2 separate regions of the Homo sapiens genome follow, and region 2 is linked to region 1. The links are chromatin contacts, found by Hi-C or POLR2A ChIA-PET in ENCODE. All regions are on one chromosome and are shown on one strand. The core of a region is the stretch at or near the end of the contact, and the rest is flanking DNA. Distances in the headings are between cores, read along the strand shown. Region 1 overlaps MYO16 (myosin XVI). Region 2 holds the start of TNFSF13B (TNF superfamily member 13b).

What was found. Hi-C counts contacts between places; a loop is a spot of excess contacts on that map. ChIA-PET counts read pairs that join two places held with the same protein, here RNA polymerase II (POLR2A). Pooled maps may share reads with other maps.
Region 2: a map with no recorded cell type shows a loop between it and region 1 (7-fold over the local background). The contact joins the promoter of TNFSF13B here to the enhancer-like site in region 1. A Hi-C loop is called at or near these places in 1 of 37 single-sample maps with no recorded cell type and 9 of 50 pooled maps. POLR2A ChIA-PET finds 5 or more read pairs at or near these places in 2 of 52 experiments (AG04450 and H1).

Annotation. Positions count from the first base shown.
Region 1 is chr13:108,918,252-108,920,951 of GRCh38, forward strand. The region is part of intron 16 of MYO16 (myosin XVI); the gene reads left to right. Among named protein-coding and RNA genes, the nearest start is that of MYO16-AS2, 180 kb to the right of the region's middle. RefSeq lists an enhancer at 903-1,072. Within about 2 kb of position 1,345, at least 4 of the 41 ENCODE cell types and tissues checked have a DNase peak (open chromatin) inside an H3K27ac peak, as active enhancers do.
Region 2 is chr13:108,268,335-108,271,034 of GRCh38, forward strand. TNFSF13B (TNF superfamily member 13b) reads left to right here and starts at 1,384. Exons shown (of 6, transcript NM_006573.5): 1 at 1,384-1,900; 2 at 2,006-2,090. The coding sequence starts at 1,562. RefSeq lists enhancers at 1,420-1,849, 1,801-2,309 and a silencer at 2,210-2,289.

The DNA.
Region 1 (2,700 bases), core at 95-2,594:
TAAATATACCAAATACAACGTCATTAAGATGGTGTATTCACATAATAAACACATAAATAAACGTGTGCACACAACTGCACATGCATATAAAATTGCGCAAGAAACTACCTTCACTAAAATTTTGAGTGTCAGGCACAACACTCAGTAATTAATTCTCACTTAATTCTTCTAATAACTCTATGAGACTGTTACTAATATTGTCCCTATTTGATGAATGAGGACACTGAGTCCTAGAGGTTAAGTAGCAGCCTGCTCAAGGTCAGGCAAGGCAGGAGGCCAGAGATGGTGCCCAGTGGCCCATCTCTCAGCAGAGAGGGAGGGCCTATCTCCAGCAGTCCTGGCCACTGACTGCTAATGCTGTTTGTCCTTGAGGAGGTGACGGCCAGCTGTGTTGTTTAGAAACTTGGTCTGATGCTATGGCTCACGCCTGTAATCGCAGCACTTTGGGAGGCCGAGGCGGGCAGATCACCAGAGGTCCGGAGTTCGAGACCAACCTGGCCAACATGGTGAAACCCCATCTCTACTAAAAATACAAAAATTAGCCAGACTTGGAGGCAGGTGCCTGCAGTCCCAGCTACTTGGGAGGCTGAGGCAAGAGAATCGCGGGAACCTGGGAGGAGGTGGGGGTTGCAGTGAGCCAAGATCACACCACTGCACTCCAGCCTGGGCAACAAGAGCGAGACTCTGTCTCAGAAAACAGAACAAAAAAAAAAAAAAAAACTTACACTCAAACTTATACTCTGTTTTGACATAAAAACCTGAGGCCAATGTCCAGATAGTCACGATTTGGGGAAAACAGCTGGAAATAGACTTTTTCTCCAGATACTCAGGCTCTTTTCAGAGTTTTGTTTCTGGCCCTTGTACTTCCTATTTGAGCGAGGCCGTCTTCCCAGTCATGTGTATAAAAAAGAGGTGCCACGAGCATTGTGGCTATCATGTCTTTTTCTCCTGAGGCAGGGCAGGTGCTGGCATATTGCCATGCAGTCCCATGGCCCTGGCTGGGCCCTTCCTGCCCCACCTTCCCTCACTGCACAGCATCTTACCTTGGTGCCTCTTCAATCTCACCCTTTAATCTCAGGTCAGATTAACATATTTTGAATTTCAATTTAACTATAAAACCTCCTAACTCAAAAATCTTTAATAAATATTGCTTTTCTGTCACATCCAATGCAGTCTGCTTGATGACGCAAGGCGACAGAGATGGCTGGGCCTTGGGGAATTTGGCGTGAGCGATTGTCGTTAACCGGTTCTTTGACATCTTCTCCTTTAGGGGTGGAGTTGGTTATCATTGAGGTGACACAGTTCTTGGCTGAGTAAAGATGTTTGCTTGATGCTAGATGTGCAAGCAGTGTATTTACCTTCAGGGTATAAAAGGGAAAGTCCTTCTTGTGTTGAGAGAGAGTCAAACACTCCAGCCTCACTTCTGCAGTCAGTCAGTTAAATGTCACAAACATTCTCAGGGTTGTTATGAGTAAATAAAATTATGAATTTAAGGCATGTTGGTCTACGTCCTTGATTGCTTACTTTTAATTTCAAATTCCCAAAAGTTCTGAAAACCAAACATTCACGTATGACTCATGTGCTCATAAAAAACATGACCCAACCTGAACTTACTTAGCAACAAAATCTAAACTTGATTGATGTAAGTGTATTTATAATTCTTACATATTTCTCTGACTGTGAATATTCATATGGGGTTCTCCCCAAATTAAAATATTTGACTGGGGACACTGCTTCAAACCTACCAAGGATATAAACACTACATTCACTTTTTTAAAATCTGGATTTCAGAACATATTTGTCTTCAGAAGTTTAGGAGAAGGGGCTGTGAACTGTGTAATCCAGCTTGTTGAGGACTGAAAACATGGCAGTCATTATGTTTCTCACCAAGTTAAGGACTTACCTTACGTTGAAGGACCACGACGCAGATGTTTGCTAAAAATGGTTGATAAACCTGCTTCTGTGTCTGGACAAGGAGGCTCTGAATTCGCTTCCAAAATAGACCTCTGCCTTTTGTTCCACTCCTTTTTTTCTCTTTCTCTTTCTTTCTCTTTCTCTTTCTCCTTCCTTCCTTCTTTCCCTCCCTTCTTTTTCTTTCTTTTTTCTTTCTTTCTCTCTTTCTTTCCTTCTCTCTCTCTCCTTCCTTCCTTCCTTCTCTCTCTCTTTCTTTCTTTCCTTCCCTGTCATCTCTTTCTGTCTCTGTCTCTCTTTCTTTTTAAAAACAAAAACAGAGTTTCACTATTATCACCCAGGCTGGAATGCAATGGTGCCATCTCAGCTCACTGCAATCTCCACCTCTCAGGTTCAAGCGATTCTCCAGCCTCAGCCTCCCGAGTAGCTGGGATTACAGGTGCCTGCCACCACGCCCGGCTAATTTTTGTATTATTAGTAGAGACGGGGTTTCACCATGTTGGCCAGGCTGGTCTCAAACTCCTTACCTCTGGTGATCTGCCCACCTTGGCCTCCCAAAGTGCTGAGATTACAGGCGTGAGCCACTATGCCCAGCCATCTGTCTCTGTCTCTTTAACATTGTTTATTCCGTATAAATAAGAGATATTTATTTTCGTATCTTAAATAATGAACCATATGGAGATGTGAAAGAGGCTCAGATTTTAGAGGACACTTGCTTGACTTTGCCAGTGATTGTGATGTGGCTGGTCACTGGAGGTGTGGCCCTCATAGACCAATGCAGTTTGCAGA
Region 2 (2,700 bases), core at 134-2,633, 650 kb before region 1:
TACCACCTATTCCCCAAAAACCTGTGGAAATAATTTTTTTTTAAATGGAAGCATCCAAAATGTAATTTGTTTCCACATTCTTGTAAGCCTCATTATGTATCCCAGGGACAGTTAATATCGTCATACGAATTCACAGGTGAGGAAATGGAATCACAGAGAGATTATGTACTTTGCATAAGGAGAGCGAGGGTGAGGCAGGATTTGCAGTCTAGAAGCCTGGGTCTGGAGTTCTCCACTTTGCACTATATCATTTCTGTAAACTTCTTACTTAAGACTGTGTGGAAATGTAGAGTGAGACAGAACTAAAGCTCACTATTCTTAGTCCACAGGGGAGTAGTGACTACCCAGGGCTTGGTAAGTGCTCAGTAACGTTTGTTGAAAGATGAATCAATATTTCAATGCTGGGGCAAAGCAGTGAAAAACTGGGGAATGTCCAGGAACCAGCCATCAGGATAAGGCAGGACTAGAATGAATGCAACAGTCCTCACAGGTCCACCAAGTCAACAACAGAAAAATCCAAAGCTAAGGTGGCTCTTGTGTGATCAAGGACCTCTTGTACACCGACCTGTTAGGCTGTGGCACAGTCAACATGGGAGTTGTAGACAAGCTACTTGAGAGTGGTTAATGGTAGCAGTCAGGCATTTGGAGCTGGAGGCAAGGCTGATTCTCCTCAACTAGTATCATATTGAGCGGGGACTTAAAGCCTCAGAAGTCTGAGCAGAAAAGCTGAGACCAGGCTCCTTGGGACAGGCTGTTCATATGCATGATTGAGTTTCAGTGATGAGTCCCAGAAGGAAAAAGTTTATGCATGTTTTCCTTAAAAATATATTCACTTATATTTAGAGAATCCTTCAGATATCTAACCTAAATACGTCTGTAACATTTACTCTCATTCTTTTTATGACATTATTAGTATAATAATATGAATAATTCCCAGTGGACTTACTTCCACACTTCCTTCAAGGATTCTCCATTTTATTTCATAATTGAAGACTGTTAATAAATCACTCTCTAGCTAAGAACAATTCAATGCTAAAACACTTAGCTTATCTGACCTTCACATTAATTATTTTTATGACAGCAGCAGGAACTTTCAGCTGCTTTTCCCCCTTCCTTATGAAGCCATGTGGTCCCAAGCAGACAGAGTTCCCTTGCTACACTTAAGGGTGGGCTTCTCAGACCTGAGCATATCTTAAAAGCTTTCCCTTGACTGTGCCAATCCAAACTCCAAGTTTCCTCAGCAGATTTAAGGGGTTTTAAATCTACTTGAGCATGAGTGTTATGAGAAGACTTTGAAATTCTTACAAAAACTGAAAGTGAAATGAGGAAGACAGATTGAGCAATCCAATCGGAGGGTAAATGCCAGCAAACCTACTGTACAGTAGGGGTAGAGATGCAGAAAGGCAGAAAGGAGAAAATTCAGGATAACTCTCCTGAGGGGTGAGCCAAGCCCTGCCATGTAGTGCACGCAGGACATCAACAAACACAGATAACAGGAAATGATCCATTCCCTGTGGTCACTTATTCTAAAGGCCCCAACCTTCAAAGTTCAAGTAGTGATATGGATGACTCCACAGAAAGGGAGCAGTCACGCCTTACTTCTTGCCTTAAGAAAAGAGAAGAAATGAAACTGAAGGAGTGTGTTTCCATCCTCCCACGGAAGGAAAGCCCCTCTGTCCGATCCTCCAAAGACGGAAAGCTGCTGGCTGCAACCTTGCTGCTGGCACTGCTGTCTTGCTGCCTCACGGTGGTGTCTTTCTACCAGGTGGCCGCCCTGCAAGGGGACCTGGCCAGCCTCCGGGCAGAGCTGCAGGGCCACCACGCGGAGAAGCTGCCAGCAGGAGCAGGAGCCCCCAAGGCCGGCCTGGAGGAAGCTCCAGCTGTCACCGCGGGACTGAAAGTGAGTTTGCAGCAGCTGCAAGACGCAGGCAAGATCCTGCCTACACTGCTGCCTCTCCCTCGCCTCAGCTGTCTTTCTAATAACTTGAAGTTTTTCTGTTCATAGATCTTTGAACCACCAGCTCCAGGAGAAGGCAACTCCAGTCAGAACAGCAGAAATAAGCGTGCCGTTCAGGGTCCAGAAGAAACAGGTATGTTTTGGGCACAGACACTTTTAGGAGTCAGGGATTAGAGAATAACATCCAGTCTGGGGGAGCTGGAGGTGAGTATCCCCTCTATGAACCTATTAAATAGAGACTATGAAATTTGCCATCCAAAGCAGACATTGCTTTAGAGCAAAGCCCCAGCGCTGGCAAATGTAACAGGCTGCATGGGTGTGCTTTTTCCTCCAATGAGCAGATCGTGTGACTGGAAGCATTTCTCTGTGCGTGTGTAAGTATTTATCTGTGCATTAAGCATAGAGGAGATAAAAGGGCCATATGTGTTTCCTCAGGTAGATAATGCCCTCCCATGTGAGAAGCATTATTCATCACTCCAGAAAAATAAAAAAAAGCATTACATGTTAGAATTAGACTTTGCTTACTACCTGGGTCATAGAAAGTTAAAGACATCTGTTTTCTGAATGTACATTACATGTTGTGAAACCAGGTGAAGGTTGTAATGAAAGGCCCTGTATGTTGTACTTTAATTTTGTTTATTTGTTAAAAAGGTTATTTTACACACACACACACACACACGCACAGACACACACACAGATTTTAAAGCTTCTCTTTAAGGTACGCTTTTCCAGGGGATCCATGC